Linked DNA regions of Homo sapiens: region 1 is linked to region 2. Evidence: chromatin loops called from intact Hi-C (ENCODE). Cell type or tissue: gastrocnemius medialis. All regions are shown on one strand. Links, peaks and the distances in the headings refer to the core of each region. The heading gives the core; the rest is flanking DNA. Region 1 overlaps LDLRAD3 (low density lipoprotein receptor class A domain containing 3). Region 2 overlaps LDLRAD3 (low density lipoprotein receptor class A domain containing 3).

Region 1 (8,894 bases), core at 250-8,249, 120 kb before region 2:
AAACTAAAGAGATTGGTTATCTACAGGGTGTGAGTGGGAAAGGAGTGAAAAAACATGGGGAACTGATATCAGACAAGATAACAGGATGAGAAGGTTACACATTTCTCCGAGTATATCTATCTGACTTAACATATACTTGTGTAAATATACTCAGAGCAGTGTATATCTTAGAACTACGGTAGTATTTTATATACCCCAAAAATAAACACTTAAAATCAATCACATGTGGGGAAAACTCAAAATGAAATATAAACAATAACAAGTAAACATAACTGTATTACTAGTAAATAACACCACCACACTGAAGGGGATGGGGAAGAAAAGAACCAGCCTAAGTAACTCAGGAAAACAGTATGTTGACTAGATTCCATAAAGCTAAAGAAAAAAAAAATCTACAATACTGTACACTAGTTATATTTGTTTCTCCCAAGGGTATGGGTCATCAATTCTGAAACTGTCTTCTGGGTGCACTAGGGGTGAACAAATATGTAAATATATTGTAAGATTTCTGTCAGAGAAAGAAGTTGCAAATAAAGAAAGTGGGAAGGCTAGGCCAGGCGTATTGGCTGACGCCTGTAATCCCAGCACTTTGGGAGGCCGAGGTGGGTGGATCACAAGGTCAGGAGTTCAAGACCAGCCTGGCCAAGATGGTGAAACCTCGTCTCTACTACATATACAAAAAAATTAGCCGGGCGTGGTGGCGGGCACCTGTAGTCCCAGCCACTCAGGAGGCTGAGGCAGAGAACTGCTTGAACCCGGGAGGTGGAGGTTGCAGTGAGCTGAGATTGTGCCACTGCACTCCAGCCTGGGCGACAGAGAGAGACTCATCTCAAAAAAAAAAAGACAGTGAGAAGGCTAAAGTGAATCCTGAGGCTTTGGTTCATTGAAACTGAACCAAAATTTCCAATGGAAATTTGAAGGAATTGGAGGTCACCAGTATGAACTCAAGGTCTTTAAAAATTAGACAGACAGGATGGATGGATGGATGGATGGATGGATGGATGGATGGATGGACGGATGGACAGACAGACAAAAATAAATATTGACTTGTGTGTATGTAAGGGATAATGCACATACATACATTTCCTAGCTCTGTCTGCTGAGAGAAGACTAGAAGCAGTACATCTCAACAGCAATAAGCACACCTAGCACCCAGATCTTGGTTTCTAAATACCATTATCCAGCAAAGAGAACCAACCTCCTTGGAGAAATAGTTGATTCCAGGAAGAATATACAAACAAGATGAACCCAGAGTATCTTCTGTTGCCAGAAGTGTCAAAATAAAGTAAATAAGTGTCCAAATATCATGGGGGCATGTCAAAAGGACACAGAAGTTAACCTGAAGTTCCCAATAGCCAAAGCTAGAACCATCCAAGCAACAAAATCAACAACGGTATCAGATTATGACACAGAGAATAAAATAAATATCTGAGGCCAACAAAATAAGGATCTAGTACCTGAGACTGATACCAAAAATTGTTGAATAAGTAAGTAAAAAGGGGAGAAAGGAAAGTTCTTCCTTATTGAAGACTTCTCATTAATAAATGTAGAAGAGGTGCAGGAAACAGAAAGTCACCACGAAGCAGACACTATTGTAATAACTGTTACAGGCAAGATCTGGCAATGGATGCTAAAATTAGAAAATAAACACTTGAGGAGAAATAGGATATGCACAGTGTCAAAGTATCTTCCGCAATATGTTATTAATTACAAAGAGAAAAATAGTAACTTGACAGTGGAGAAACTTGGTAGATACCACCTCAGCCAAGGGACCATGGTCAACATCATCAGTAATGAGATACACCAACACTACAGTCCCTTCATATAAGATGCTGTGTCAGGGGTCCCCAAGCCCACACAGATTCAATGATTCACTAGGCTAACTCCCAGGACTTGGCATATAATCAAAGCTAAGATTTCTTACAGTGAAAGGCATATGAAATGAAGTCACAGGAAACCAGGCTCAAGCTTTCACAAGGATTCTTCCAGGGTAGACACACAGGATGTGCTTAATTCCTCCAGCAACAAGTTGTTGACAACATGTGTGAAATGTCATCCACCAGGGCAGCTCATTAGAGGCTCAGTGCTCACGGTTTTTATGAGAGGCTGGTCACACAGGCATTCTCGGTACACCAAATTTCCAGACTTCCAGCAGAAAAACAGCATCAACTACACTGTCTGCACAGCCAGTTTAGGCACAGTGAGCCACCATTAACAGTTGGGTAATGGGAAACCTACTGAAATTTAGGTTCCCAGCTGCCAGCCAAGGGCCAATGTTCCAAGCAGACTTTTCAAAGGGCAGCAGTCAGGCCTGCTGCGTTAATGCTTTTTCTGCACAGATGGGCATTTTAGCTTCTGCTGGGAAAGTCTACAGTAACAGAAAAGCAGAGGAGTTCCATTTTCCAGGGTCAGGTTTGCCCCTCTGCCAGCTCTCCAGCCATCGTGTCCTTCCAGACAGGTTCAAGCTTCTGACACACGGTCCTTGATCAGCCAGTCTGGTTCTGATCACCTTTTGAGGGATGAGGGAAGAATGCTTATAGGCTTTGCCATCTACGCTGAGAGTGTTTCCTCAAGCCTCAGCACATCACTCCTCTAGTAAGAACGTCACTGCCTTCCCATTACGTTAGAATAAAACCTAGAGTCATCATGCTGCTCTCCAATTCCAGGCTTTCTCATGAAGGCCATGAAGATCTTCCCATCTTGGAAATCTTAACTACACAGGCTTCCTTGTTCCTTCTCAAGCCCAGCCAGCATATTCCCACCTCAGGGCCTTTGCACTCTCTGTTCCCACTGCCTGGAATGTCTTTTTCCCAGGGCTCAGCATGGCTCACTCCTCCATCTTACTCAGTCTCTTGAATCATTGCACTATCTGCAGTAGAACCTACACTCCCACCCTTAGTCGCTCTAACCCTCAGCCTTCTTTTCTTTCCCTTCACAGGACACATCACTACTTGGTCTCCCCAGTTTTGTATTAAGCTGTTTGGCTAACGCCTCTGCCTTCCAGCCTCCAAGAACGTACGCTCATTTGCATACTTTCATTTACCATTTTTAAAGGAGCTGCACCATACAGTGCCTACACCATGTGCCTCATAAATATTTGCATAATGTCCAAATGAACCTATAAAAGGAAAGAGTGAGGCCGGAGAACATGGCTAGCATTTTCTGAATGCTTAATATGAGCTAAGCATTGCGCTCTGTTTCACAGATATCTTTTTCTTTAAGTTCTCACACACACAAAAAAAACATTTTACAGATAAGAAAACTGAGGTCCAGAAGTGAAGTAACTTGACACTGCTAATAAACAAAGTCAAGGTTCAAATCTTTCCCATGGCACAGCTGCTCTGCCGCCTCCTTAGATTTCTCTAAGGACCAGCCCAGCTCCAGAGGACTAGGTTTTATGGGAGAAAGAGAAAAGAGTGAAAATATGAATAATTATAAACGAATTAGCCATCATTCAATTAACCAGCTCTTTGGCCCTGCCCTTGCACCCTTTTCAGGAATTACTAATGAGACTTCCTGCCTGGTCAGCATGCTCAGTTGCTGTTTATGTCAGGGAAGCCTGTCCTGTTATGATTTACATTTGCATCATCACATGCCTGCAAAGCAGATCACAGGCAACCAGCCGAGTGCCTGGCAGGGGCAGAGAGAAGCCTATCCCAGACAACAGCTGTCAGCTGCTCCCTGCCTGCATGACTTGCTACAGGGCTGTGGGGAAGGGGGGTCCTGGGCAAGGCCCCGACTGTCCCTCTCTCACCCCCTATTTCCACAAAGGGGAGATTTCCTCGTAGAACTCAGCAGCGCCCGACAGAAGGTGAAAGACTGACCCTGCCTGTCTTTAAAGCAGCCCTGACAAAGGCAGACAGGGTGACTCTACTCCATTGAATACTTGAATTCACCACTTCTCAAGGATCTGGTCCACAAACTTTTCAAAGCGGCAGCTTTCATTAGCAGGAAGATGGGGACCAAGGGTCTCCTGTGAGTTGGGTTTATTTCCTGATCTAAGTCATGTCCCCACTTTTTAGAGCCTACTTCCCACAGTCCTGGAATTCACAGATCAGCAAAATAAAAAATAAAAAAAGTAGATGAGAGTGGAGGAAAGACTAATACAATTGCCAACTTTTTATTTTACACAAAGACTTACAAAAACACCAGCAATGAGCTCTACTTACTAATACCCTAAATAAACAGCTGCCTTAGCATCCGAAATACAGGAAGGCAAAGTCTCAGAGTAAAGAACTCTCCACCCTGAAAGGGTAGAAACTTTATAGCTACATGTTCACTAGATGTCCTTATTTTTCCCATTTCACCAGAAGCCAGTGACAACCAGGTCATAAATCAGAGACAGTCCTGGGACCCATATTTGGGGTCCACGTGAGAACTAGAGGGGGCCAGGAGGCATTCCAGTGTCTCCAGGTTGTGATATCCTAAGGACAAAGACTCGTGTAACAGCTGGGGCACACAGGCAGTCCACATAGGTGCACTCAGTAACTAATTCTCACGTTCCACAGATGACAAAACTGAGGCCCAAAGAGGCAACTGGACTTGCCCAAAGTCACATAGCTATTTAGGGTCAGACTGGTCTATAGTCCAGTTCTTCTGCTCTAGAGTCCAGCTTCTTTTAACTACACTACACTTTAGGCAGGGTACCCTAGAGCCATACCTGATCAAACCCCTCATCTGGGACAGGTACAGGAGAGACTCCCAAGAAAAAGCCCTTCTCCCACAGGAGCAGAACTGTCCAGGCCTTGTATAGAAGGCTCTTCCCCAGACATCATGCCTGTAGCTCCCAATCTGTCTGGGAAGGGCTCAGGGCTGCTCAAGGTCCTGGAGGATGATGGAAACTTCAGCATGGGCTTGCTGTCTCTGGCCACCTCCCCAGACTCTTCCCAGGCAGCAATCATACAAAAGAGCTGGACAGAGGCTGCAATGTGGAAGCCTCTCTGTTCCACCAGAACAGCCATGAAGTCAGCTAATCAGACCTGCTGCATCTCTCAGGCTATGGAAACAGCTCCTGCTGTAGCTGTGGGTCTCCAGGATCTCTCTTCTAGACCTCTGTGGTTGGCCAAATGAGCAACAGCTACTCACCTTCAACCCCTGCTCACCTCCCACTCCTGCCCCAGGATCCTGCCAGTATGTGGCTGAGAGAGCCCAACGAATGAGGAGCTGTTCCACAATATCACCACCCTTGCTTTTATAAACACAAGACATAGCTCACTGTGAAAAAGTCAAACCATGGAGGAACATACAAAGACAGATGTAAAATTTATAACAAATTGCCACCACGTGGGGAAGTATTCTGTGGACATTTTGGTAAACATGCTCTTACAGCATGGTCTCAAAAACTAGTGTGTGCAAATGGATTGCCCCAGGACCTTGTTAAAATGCAGTGGGTCTGGGGTGGAGCCTGGGATCCTGCATTCCTAACAAGCTCCCAGGCGATGCTGCTGGCTCCAGGTACCACACTTCCAATAGCAAAGGGCCACTGTCTTGTTCACTGTGTATCTCCAATGCCCAGAGAAGTGCCAGGCACACAGACTACTCAATAATTACTGACTGAATTAATAGGCAGAAATCCGAGCATGCAATTTTACTTAAATGCACCCTTAAAATATATGCTATCCTGAAACCTGTTTTTGCTACATAATATGTTGTGACATCTTTTCTTGTCAATAACTACTGGTACACATCATCATTTTTAATGGCTAAGGGTAACTTTACTGTGTCTATGTATCCATAAATCCCGTTACTGATGGACATTTGGGGTGTTTTCAATAAACAATGCACAGCCAGATACATATATTATTTTTCCCACTTGTATATTATCTCGTGAAAGTATAACTGCTAGGTCAAAGGACATGCATGCTTTACATTTTGGTATCCTTTTGACTGTTGACTGCCTCCTCCCTGAGGAACTGGTATTGTCTTCTGGCCACAGACAGCTATGAGAAAAGCCTCCAGCCTAGGATTGTCTGCGATGGGCTGATTCTCTCAAGTTGGCAATGACGCTCCTAGAAGCACAAAGGCTGAGATCATCCCATGGTTCCTCTGCATTTTTGTTAAGTTGCTCCTTAACTGCTGCTGCGCTCTATTATTCTCCATCCATCTCTGTCTCTTTTCATTTTAACATCTGTGTATTTCATTATTCTGCAAAGTAGGGGACACTCCTGTCTGGTCAAGGAAACCATGACTCTTCTTTTTATCATTCTAAATTTGCACCGGGTACAGGGCATCGATCTTTGCTGGAATTGGTTTCTCTGGGTTGCAGGAATCATGGCAAAATGCAGCATCCTCCTTCTGTGAGATGCTCCTTGAGTTGACTTTCCTGGGCTACATGGTCTCCTTTGACTAAGGACCTTGACAAAGGGCAAGGGCAGGCTCTCGCTCTTAGGACTGTCCTACTTGCCAGTATTTCTCCAGAATTCCCCATCCTCTGGGGCAGTGTTGCAGAGAACAAGTCAGTGATCCACCTGCAGCAGGATCCCCAGGGACGCTTGTGAATATGCAGATTCCTGAGTCTCTCCCCTAGGGGAATCTGCATTTTTACTAAGCACACTAAGGATCTCAATGGGCACTAAAATGTGAACATCCTGCTCTGACCGATTCTACCACCTTCTTATACCCACAGAGCAAATGGCCTCATGATTCCTTTCTTCCTGATGTTATTGCCGCTCCAAGAATCATGGCTACACAGCCAATGAGGGACCTACTCTGGCCATGACTCCTTCAAGCCAAGTCTAATACACCCCAGATAGAGGAGTTACCATGAGATAAATATCCACAAGGAAACAACTGGCCTCTTTATGATCTTTCCCCATTTCAACACTGCTCTCTTCTTCCCCATTTGTGTGCAAGATACAAATTCTGCTTCACACACAAAAGCTGTGGGCTCATATACAAACGGTTTTTGTTCAAGCAAAAAGGCCCTTTTTAGAGCTTTGAAACTTACTCAGTTCTGTCTACTTTGTAAGGATTTACATTTACCTGTGCCCAACAGAAAATAGGATTAAAGAGGCAATAAAGAATCTGCCCCTGTTTGGCCAATATCAAAATATTCCTAAGCATTCTATTACCTGTCTGGTGCTGAGTCAGTTGTGTGGGGATTCAAAAGCGAAGCTGACAGGCTCTCTCTGTGATAGTGGAAGACAGAGACAGGTAAAGGAGCCTCTGCATGTAATGCAAATAGTGCCCTGATTGGGGAGCTATAGGATGCTTAATCTCAAACTAGGAACGAGGCTGGCATCAGAACAGGCTTCTCAGGGGAAGGTCGGTTTCAGCTGAGGTCGGCCACGGTCTAGGCGGAAAAGCAATGTAATATTTACAGCATGAGGCCTTACTCATTCCGTTTTTCATTCCACTAATATTAATTCACAAACTCTGTGTCGCACCTGCAAAGAATGAGAATACATAGAAGACACCTAGGCCACATTTGAAATTTTAGTGTTTGTGGAATTGTGGAATCAAAGATGTTCCAAGCCGCCTGTGTAAAGGCCTGGAGGCAGAACAATGTGGTAAAGGAGCAACTGAAAGGAGGTCAGTATGAACAAGCTTCTCATATACGCAAAAGTACCTGGCATCTTTTCATTAATTAAAAAAAAAAAAGCCCTATTTCTCATAAAAAAATGTGCTATGAACCAGTTACAATTCAGCTCACTGTAAAGATGTGAGAATGACAAGGGCTAATCAAAAGTATATGTTAGAAAAGAATCAAAGTATAAAATTCACATAATTTGAATCAACATGCACAGCTCCCCAAAGTGAAAACCGACATGTGGCCATTGCTAGCTAAAAACTGCAAAAAGCGGTCGATCTGATGTTGCTGCTATTAATATATTCAGTCCTCTAGCTCATTTGGTAAAAGGTCAAACTGTGGTTCCTTTGAAAATGACTTCATGGTTGGGGACAAGAAAGCAAAGAAGGCCTTGTAAAAATAACTGACTTCTAAAAAGTAATCTGCCTGGATTCTCCAGGAAATCTGGGGGCTAAACGGGGGAGCTCCTTTATTGTGGTCCCAAGGCAGATGACAAACAGCCCAGAAAGCAAACTCACTCCTGGAATTCTAGCCTTTGCAAAATTTATGGCTTGAGCAAAAAGTCCTTTGCTTGTTGCAACAGTTCAGCTCCACATGACTACTGGAGTAGACTCCAAGTTTTATTGATCAGATATTGCAATGTATTATTTCTTCCTAAAATAACATATTGGCTGTTTCAGACGTACACACTGGGGAGTGAAAGAGCAACAGACCATACGCTAACTGGAATATAAATACAGAAAGAAGGCATCCAGTTGAAACAGCTTTGCCACAAGATTCTCTCGTAGAAAATTCTTTCCAAAACTCTTCTCTTTTATGCTGAGAAGAGGAGGTCTACAGCCTAGGGTTAAGAGGTCAGAAGGACTCAGAGATAAGAAGCATCTAGGTTTCTGGGCTGGGCGCGGTGGCTCACGCCTGTAATCCCAGCACTTGGGGAGGCTGAGGTGGGTGGATCACGAGATCAGGAGATCGAGACCATCCTGGCTAACACGGTGAAACCCCATCTCTACTAAAAATACAAAAAATTAGCCAGGTGTGGTGGCACATGCCTGTAGTCCCAGCTACTCGGGAGGTTGAGGCAGGAGAATCGCTTGAACCCAAGAGGCGGTGATTGCAGTGAGCTGAGATTGCGCCACTGCACTCCAGCCTGGGTGACAGAGTGAGACTCTGTCAAAAAGAAAAGAAAAGAAGCATCCAGGTTTCCACCTCAGTTCCACCACGTAATCACTGAGATCTTGGATGAATCACTTAACTTCCCTCAGCCTCAGCGTCCCCATCTGTAAAAGGAAGATAAAGATGGTATAGAACTCCCAAGCTGTTGTGAAAATAAAATGAGATTTTGCATGTAGAGAATACAGCAAAATGC
Region 2 (8,894 bases), core at 608-8,607:
TTTCCTTAACTTTTCACTCTATTTATATCTCTTGAATTTTACTACGTGTCCGAAAGTGAGCAGATAGGTGATTTCTTTTAATAAGAGTAACATTTTGCTTTACATTTAGTCTTTAGTTGATGTATTCATATCACCTTCCACTTACCTTTAATGTTATATTTACTGATGTGCTTCCTTCCTGGAATCATTTGCGTGGTTTGACCAGCAAAGTTTTATTTCCTTTTAAACTAGACCAGAAGATAACCAATTGTTCCTTACTATTTCATGTGTTTAATACTGTTTTTTTGTTTTGTTTTGTTTTGAGAGAGAGTCTCATTCTGTTGCCCAGGCTGGAGTGCAGTGGTGCAATCTCAGCTCATTACAACCTCCACCTCCCAGGTTCAAGCGATTCTCGTGCCTCGGCCTCCCGAGTAGCTGGGATTACAGGCATGTGCCACCATGCCCGGCTAATTTTTATATTTTTAGTAGAGATGATGTTTCGCCATGTTGGCCAGGCTGGTCTCGAAGTCCTGGCCTCAAGTTATCTGCCCGCCTCGGCCTCCCAAGGTGTAAGCCAGTGCACCCGGCCTAATACTGTTATTTTATAAAACAGACCTGCTTTAATTTATTTCCTCTTGGTGACCTCTCCTACTTGTTCAGTAAACTATGTAAACTCCCTTCAAATGGAATTAAGATGCATAGCAGTTTTCATTAGCCTGTCAGAAACCCTTTTGATATGTCACATGCTAGTCTCATAATGAATCTAATTTATCACCTGATTTAAAATTGCTATAATACATTGCCCTCTCAAAGGCCTCTTTTTCTTTGTCTTTTTAAGCCAAGGGATATCCTGTAAAGATCTTTCCAAGTCTTTGAAGATCAATGAGACTGTTCTAAACTCCAGCGAAGGAGAAGCAATTTTCACCAAAAGGCAAAGTTAGCTTGGCCAGGTAAATTTCATTCACCATGGCTTAGTCTGACTCTCCCAATTCCGTCTCTTTTTCAAAGTCATAGTCATGTCTTTAGTGATCCCCTTCATTCCTTCTTGTAGGGTAACTTACAGGAAATCCTACTGTGTGCCTGATACTATGCCAAGCACTGAATCAGGTTCTGGAGTATAACAACAAATAAGATAGACATCAAAAACACAATAGACTCCATCCCACCTCATGGAGCTTTAGTCACACAGGAAAAGAGAAGAATTCTTTTTTCTGTTCAGGATTGTTGCCAAGTCACATTTTATGGGTACTTTTAAAAGATGTTGACGTTGCCCTTCAATTCTGGGCAGTGTTCCTTCCGCTGAATATATATACATTCATATTTTGTACCATCTCTGACTGTTCTGGTATGCTTATTATTCAAAAACTGAACCCTATTATATTTTTGACACCTGTTAGCTTTTCTTGTATTGTCATCATTATCATTTACTTGAATAACACAAATGAACTCTGGGTATGCTAAACCTTTATTATGTCACCACTGCCCTTCATAGGATCCACCGATGTTTATTGTTACACTGTAACATTTACAAGATTAGTTCTATCTTTCATTAATACCAAATATTCTTAATGTAAAAGTCATTCTTTCCAACTTTATCTCTTTTACAGTAGTAAGCATCAACTCATTCCAATCCTGCTTCCCCAGGTTCCTGCCAGCTGGGCTCACTTGCTAGTATCATACTTTTTAATCAAGCTTATGCCAATGTTTTTATCAATCTGTTTTTGAAACACCTTATTTAGTTCTGTTCTGGTTTCTCTTAGCATTAACCATTCTTTACAGCTTGAACTCTGATGAAATACCCTATGTTGCTAATCACTCTTCCCCTCCCCAAATTCCCCCAATTTTATTTTTATAATAAAAAAACAAGTTAAATTTAGAACTTTCCAAATCAATCAAGAGGCTTTTTTCAACGGACTGTGGAACTACAAGTGTGACTAGGGCTCATTTTTCAGCCATGTCCAATTAGTTTAACGACGCCTGGAGAACACTGCTCTGATTCAAGGCTAAAGCTGAAGGAAAATGTTCCAGTAATGCCATCAAAGAGGACACACTTCTGACATTCGCTAAGCCAAACTCACTCGGTCTTATAATAATGAGAAGGGATTTTTAATGCAATAAAATTAAACACCCTTTATGCTTTCATTTCTTTATGCCAACAAACACATAAGTGTCCCACTGCCACCTGGAACACTGGCACCTTGGGTATGCAAGTCTTCTAAATCAAGTTATTCATAAATTCCACATCCTTGCAGCACCCGGATGCCCAAGGCCTGTTCCAGAGTAAGCTAAAGGGCCTGCCCTCCCTCCCCGTGGCCGCTCGCCAGGACAGAGACAACATCGTCTGCACACTGCGCTATTTGTCTGTCAAAAATCACAGTTGGATTTGGGCAACAGCGAATTCACCCAATTTATCACCTGTCTCTTGATATCACAATGACTCAACAAAAGGAGAGTCCGGTTCTCAGGTCTCTGGAAAGGCCTTGGGAGTAAGTTTAAAATCCTGGGGTTCACTCTGCTCTGCCTGTAGCTAACACTTTACAGGCCTGTGGCATTACTTTCTCACAAGACATCACTGCCTACTTTCGCACAAGAGCCCCTTAGTTTGAAGCAACAAGATGGGGCCAATTATTTCTAGTTTCTTTCTGGAGCAACATATTAAAATTTCAGCTTCCACAATAAAGAACATCAATCTCTAGTTCAGGAAATGTTCTCTCATACATGGACCATATAAGCTTAAGCTCAGGGTCAGAAAGTAATTCTAAAAATACTTTAATTTCTCTTTTGATACGAGGCATTATCATCAGTACTGTATCTTTGTCTAGAAAATATATTTCCAGACTTTTTGAACAGTGGGCCCTTCTATTTGGCACCCAGCACTATTTGAGGGAAGTGCTGAAAAGAAATTGCTTTTGGTTGGTATTCCAACAAAATATTCCCATAAAGGGGGGAAGAATTATCTCTATCATTAATATATTCAAAGGCAAGTGTCATGGTGCTGAAATAACTTGTTTATTCTTATTTTTGTTTAATAAATTCAGTCTTTGCAAAAGCCAATTTCAACACCTATACTGATACGTTCTCCACATAGGAGAACAGCAGTTTCTATCTGCCAAAGACAGGCCATTTGAGTAGAATCAACTTGAGATGCCCCCCACTCCAATGGCTCTCTAACAAATCATTCTATCCAACACGATAAGCATGAAGTCAATATTGACATCCCTATGCAATGCTGGAATTCTCCAGCACAAGGTAGACGGTGCAATTCTTCTCCCAACACATACAGACTTGGATTTCTATTCTATACCAAAGCAGCAGGGCCAGTGGTTAGGAGACCAAGTCTAAGTCACGCAGACCCACGTGCCAATTCTGAAACTATCTCTTACTGGTCGAAGGTTTAGGAAAGTTACTGAACCTTTTAGTTTCCTCATCTATAAAACGGTAAAGCATACTACCCACCTGAATAAACTACTCTGAAAATGAAATAAGATCCACCAGCAGGGAAAGCATTAAATAAATTATAGTATGTACACACACCAGAAAGCTGTTTTTAAAAGCATGGGTAGGTATATAAGAGCCGAAAGAAAGATGGCCAAGAAGACACTTTTATTTGATGTTGTAACATCTCTGACATCAGGATGTACCTAATGGCCAACTGCATCTTCTAAAAGCACAGGGTGGGCGGAAGCTGTGATTTATTGGTCACTGGCAGTGCCTGGGTAAACTTGGTCACAGCTGTTCCTATTTCGTCACTTCCCTCCAGTTATGTGCATGGCTGGTACTACACAGGTTGAAGTGACCTGCTATTTAGAATGTCCTTCAAAAGATGATGTTAAAATGTGGCATTGAAATGAAAAATTAAACACATTTGTGTATACACAAAGAGGCAGGGAAACAGCATGAATTTGATAATAGTGAAGCAAATATCTCTCACTGCAAGAAATTACCATAATTCCATATTTTCTTGCAAAGCAAGAGCCAGCCCTTTAAGAGAATTAAAAGAGGAAAACACAAATAACTGAAGGTGTATCAGCTGTGCTTCTGAGATAGCAACAAAAGGGGTGTCTGTTCAAGAGCCGAGCAAAGCAAGGGAAGGTGAGGGAAACTGCCAAATTGCTTGGGACTAACTGAAATGTCTAAACAACAGGAGACAGATGTGACGCATTCACATGGCTCAAAATAAAATTGATGAAATATAGTACTTGAGTTAAAAAGCCAGCCAAAAAACTACAAATAGAGACAAGCAGGAGCTCATTAAATTATGTCTCTGTGTGTGTGTACCTGTATATAATTATAAATCCATGTTAAAGCTAAATTGATATATACCAGACAATTCACAGTAGTTACTTAAGGGAGGGGAGAGAAATGGGAAAGGAAGATGAAGGAGGATTTTAATGTTTTATTATTGCCATTACTTCTAATTTGTATGAATTTTGTATCATAAGCACGTACTCAGTCTGTGTATTTTTTTTTAATTTTTTATTTTTTGAGACAGAGTCTCACTATGTCACCCAGGCTGGAGTCAGTGGCACGATCTCGGCTCACTGCAACCTCCACTTCCCAGGTTCAAGTGATTCTCCTGCCTCAGCCTCCCAAGTAGCTGGGATTACAGGTGCGTGCCACCACTCCCGGCTAACGTTTTGCATTTTTAGAAGAGACGGGGTTTCACCATGTTAGCCAGGATGGTCTCGATCTTCTGACTTCGTGATCCGCCCACCTCGGCCCCCCAAAGTGCTGGGATTACAGGCATGAGTCACTGCTCCTGGCCCCCGTGTATTATTTTTGCAGTGTTTGTAATTCAAGAAGTTTATAACAAAATAAGACACGTACAGTGCTTGCCACCCTGCCAGACAGAGTAAACCTTCAATGAATGGGAGCCACTCTCACTCTTCTAGACACCACAAAAGAAAAAGTATCACAGACACTTAATATATGATCCCAGTCCCTCAAGGAGCTTTCAATCTAGCAGGATTTAGAAGGTAAGAAAGGTTTTACATATACAGTATATATATATAACCAGGGTATACACAGACATACACATACACATACACACATACACATATATACTGTGTATGACCATAAGGTAAAGAAGGCTATTGTCCAAAAGCCACAGAAGACATTTCTAGCTCAAACCTCAGAAGCCTAGAGCTAGAAAAGTCACAGAGCACCAATACACGTATACCAGTATTTTATCTTGAAAGCTAAAGAAGCAAACTAGGACATGTGTCATCACCTCTGAAACCTGTTCAAGAATGACACATTGATTAAATATCCCTGAAGACGCAGTACCCATGTTTGCCTGGGCACTGTGACATCTTCACGGCTCTGTGTTCCCATCAAGGTCCAAGATCCATCAGTACAACTCCTGTCTAGAAATGCCTCCGAGATTACACTGGCAGAGAGCCTCTACCCTTCCCAGATAACGAAGAAGGTCAACAATCCCATTTCCATCAGTGGGTCATTTGGGTCTTCAAGGGCAAAGAACAAGTTTTACATGGCTTCGCCTACCCCTGGAAATAGACACAGTGCCTGGGTGTGGCAGAGATGATGGCACAATGACGAACAACCAAATAAAATATTAAGAAATTGCTAACTATCCAAAGACAAAGAAAATGACATTTGCACACTCAGGAAGCTAAAGCTCCTCACTACAGAAGGCTTTTCCAAGAGGGCATGGTTTCAGATAAATGGACCTGAACTGAAACAATGTGCATTTCTCCCCAGGAAGCCATCGTCCTCCTCTGGGTGCCACCTTGCATCCTGTGAATTCATGCCCAAAAGAAGACAGCTGCAGATAAGTTATGTGGCTAGTCTGAAGAGAGGTGGAAGCACAATTCTTAAGGAAGGTTTGGAACAGAGCAAAGCAAAACGACAGCTGGAAGGAAAAGTGTCTTAAAGGAACTGAAGTGTTATAAAGTGACACAGAGCAACAAAGAGACTTTAGAGAAAAAAGTGTACGATGAAAACTTCTAAAAACACACACACACAGCTTGCCGCTAGTAGAGATGATTTTCCCAAGCACCTGCAGAACGAATCAAGTTGTAAGGCCTTTTGATGGCAAGGGAGAAGGAATTATGGGGAGGGAAAGGGGAGCCCAGAAGAACAATACCTACTCTGTGAAGTGGAGGAAGGGGAACTTCCAGGGTTAGGATTTCAACACAAGACTTCCAAGGCAATCTGGCAGCTTGTGCTCCTATAGCCCTCCCTCAGGGCTGCTGAACCTCCCAGGTTTAACATTCAGGGAACCAGGTGGCTTTTGGTGTCAGCTGTCACCTGCCTATCACCTGCTTTCTCTGCATATGTCTCTCCCAAGGAAACCACATATAGAAAATTCCAGAAGTTTTCACTCTGACACAAGAGGAAAGCGAGAGGGAAAGGGTCAGTGCTGACGGCATTCCTGGTTAAGAATGGGTTTTCCCATGGAACTGTGTGGCTACAAAACATAAAGCCAAAGCCCAAAGGCCCTTGGGAGGAGGATGGCATCTTGACCCCCTGCATCCAGAAGACACACTCAGGATGCACAGTAATGATGCACAGTAATGATGCACAGTAATGATGCACAGTAATGATGCTCAAGATGCATGGCAAGGACACTTGCTCATGCTAGACCAGGGGTTCTCAACTAGGGGCAACGTGGCAATGTCGGGAGGCATTTGTGGCTGTCACCGCTGTGGGTGAAGAGTAAGCCAATACAGGCATCAAGAACTAGTGATGCTGCTGTGACCATCCCGCAATGCACAGGACAACCCCCACAACAAAGAACTATCCAGGCCAAGGTGTCGTTGGTACCAAAGCTGAGAAACCCTGCCCGAGACTAACCCCATCCCTGCAACCACCTCCAAAAGCCCTAAGAATCCTATCTCAAGTAAACTTTTGCTCTCCCCCGACCAAGCAGTTACTCTGTCATAAAAGTCCACGTACTATATTAAGATGTATTAAACATCAAGCCAATGATGTGACGAGCAAATACGGCATATCAAAAGTACCTGGCTGCTCTCCCAGCAAACATCTTCAAGGTACTCCTTAGCATCCAAGTGAGTAGATTTTTTCACAACAATAGAAGAAGGCAGTTACATACATATGCACATGTGTGCATGTGCACACACACACACACACACACACACACACACACGATCAGCCAACTTAAAAATCTCCCTGGTTGTCAGGTAGAGGCACTGGCAAAACAACAACAAAACTGCATGGTTAGAATGGTCCAAGCATTTCCTAAATATTTTGAAGACAGAAAGAGGGGAAAAGAACAAACAAGAAAACCCAACAACCAAAAATAGATCCATCCCTGGGGCAATCCCATAGCTAAAAACAGTTCCATCACTCCAAGGCATCTCCATGGTGGAAAGTACCTTATTTTTTTAATTCTAAAATACAATAAACACATTTTAAGAGGGGAATACGAATTTAGAGCTCAAAGAATGAAAACGAACCCCCATGTAACTACAATTCGGGTCAAGAAATCGAACCCTGGCTGGTATCATCTCCCCGCCTAGTGTTTGTCACTCACCCACACACACAGCAAAAGGACCAGAGTTAGTCTGAAAAAGTTTCATCTTCACATAAGGATTGAGATGTATTTTATGTATTTACCATGAACACCAAAGTATCCTGCAAAGAAAGCTGATGTCTCTGCTGAATAGATCCTGGGCAGTGACCACAAAGTGAACAGATTTGGGGAGGGGGAGCATTCATGTAAACAATCTCACTGTGTCAATTCGCAAGAGCACTGTGGAGGAAAGGCATGGAAGCATGGTGCAGGAAGCCTGGAAACAGAGTGGGAAAAGCCCAGGTAGGGGGCAAAGAGAAGCTTAAGTTAGAATCTAGGCTTCAGCCTTTACTGTGGTACCCTGGGTATTATCAATCTCTCCTGAACCATACAATGATTTCCTGCCACATGATATCCTTGGCAAGTTTCAATGGGATCATGTGCTTAAAGTAATGAGCAAAGCATCTCACACACAGGAGATGCTTCACTGATAGTGGGTTCCCTCTCTTTCCCTTGCCCACAGAAACAGGCAAGGTTGTAAAGGCCAATTCTTTTTTCTTTTTTTTTTTTTTAATTGAGGCAGTCTTGCTCTGGAGTGCAGCGGCGCGATCTTGGCTTATTGCAACCTCCGCTTCCCAGGTTCAAGTGATTCTCCCACCTTGGCCTCCGGAGTAGCTGGGATTACAGGCGCACGTCACCACACCTGGCTAATTTTTGTATTTTTAGTAGAGACGACGGTTTCACCATGTTGGCCAGGCTGGTCTCAAACTCCTGACCTCAAGCGATCCACACATCTTGGCCTCCCAAAGTGCTGGGATTACAGGCGTGAGCCATTACTCCGGCTTAAGGCCAATTCTTTAACATGAAATTACTTGATTATAAGTGTTCCTAAACTCCAAATTCTCTAAACTGCTTTACAAAGGTGACAATACAAGTCCACTTTCAACTTATCCTGCAGACTGGCTGAAAGGTGTCTAAACCACTCTTCAAGGCCCAGAATTTACCACCCCACCCTCTCCTACTCCCATCTCTCTCCCTCCCCCACTTATCCCAGAGTAAATGGCCTAAGTCGGCTGTCAGGAAAAAACATCTCACACCCCAGTAGGGAGCCTTAGTCACATCTCTTTGAAGATGAAAAGCAACAAGGTGTGTTTATTTGTACTCTGGTGTACAAGGCCTCTTTTAGGCCTCATCTTCCCGAGCTGAGCTGTGCTGAGATGTGCACAGCTACTCAGCAAGTTAAAAACAATAAAACCCACCCCTCACACCGTTAAGCAGATCTTTCCAGGAGAAAAGGTCAATACTCACTCCTGGGAGTACACTCACTCCTGGGAAAATCAAGCCTTTTCACTGATACAGAATGTCAGGAAGTCTAGGCAAAGGTCAGTCCTGGAGGAGGTGAGAAGATGGACCATCATCC

The links. Peaks named below come from ENCODE experiments on the same cell type or tissue, not always from the same donor. Only the 100,000 strongest peaks of a DNase experiment are listed, where the experiment ranks them.
Region 1: a loop joins it to region 2, with 2.4 times the contacts of the local background. A loop is called at or near these places in 2 of 110 quality-filtered maps.

What each region holds. Positions count from the first base shown.
Region 1 is chr11:36,068,343-36,077,236 of GRCh38, reverse strand. All of the region lies in intron 2 of LDLRAD3 (low density lipoprotein receptor class A domain containing 3), which reads right to left. All of the region lies in intron 1 of LOC101928510 (a long non-coding RNA gene), which reads left to right. Among named protein-coding and RNA genes, the nearest start is that of MIR3973, 63 kb to the right of the region's middle. In gastrocnemius medialis, for the core only: no CTCF peak of the experiment used is centred there; DNase peaks (open chromatin) are centred at 2,093 and 3,616; H3K27ac peaks cover 2,163 bases.
Region 2 is chr11:35,946,652-35,955,545 of GRCh38, reverse strand. All of the region lies in intron 1 of LDLRAD3 (low density lipoprotein receptor class A domain containing 3), which reads right to left. Among named protein-coding and RNA genes, the nearest start is that of LDLRAD3, 7.0 kb to the right of the region's middle. In gastrocnemius medialis, for the core only: no CTCF peak of the experiment used is centred there; a DNase peak (open chromatin) is centred at 3,685.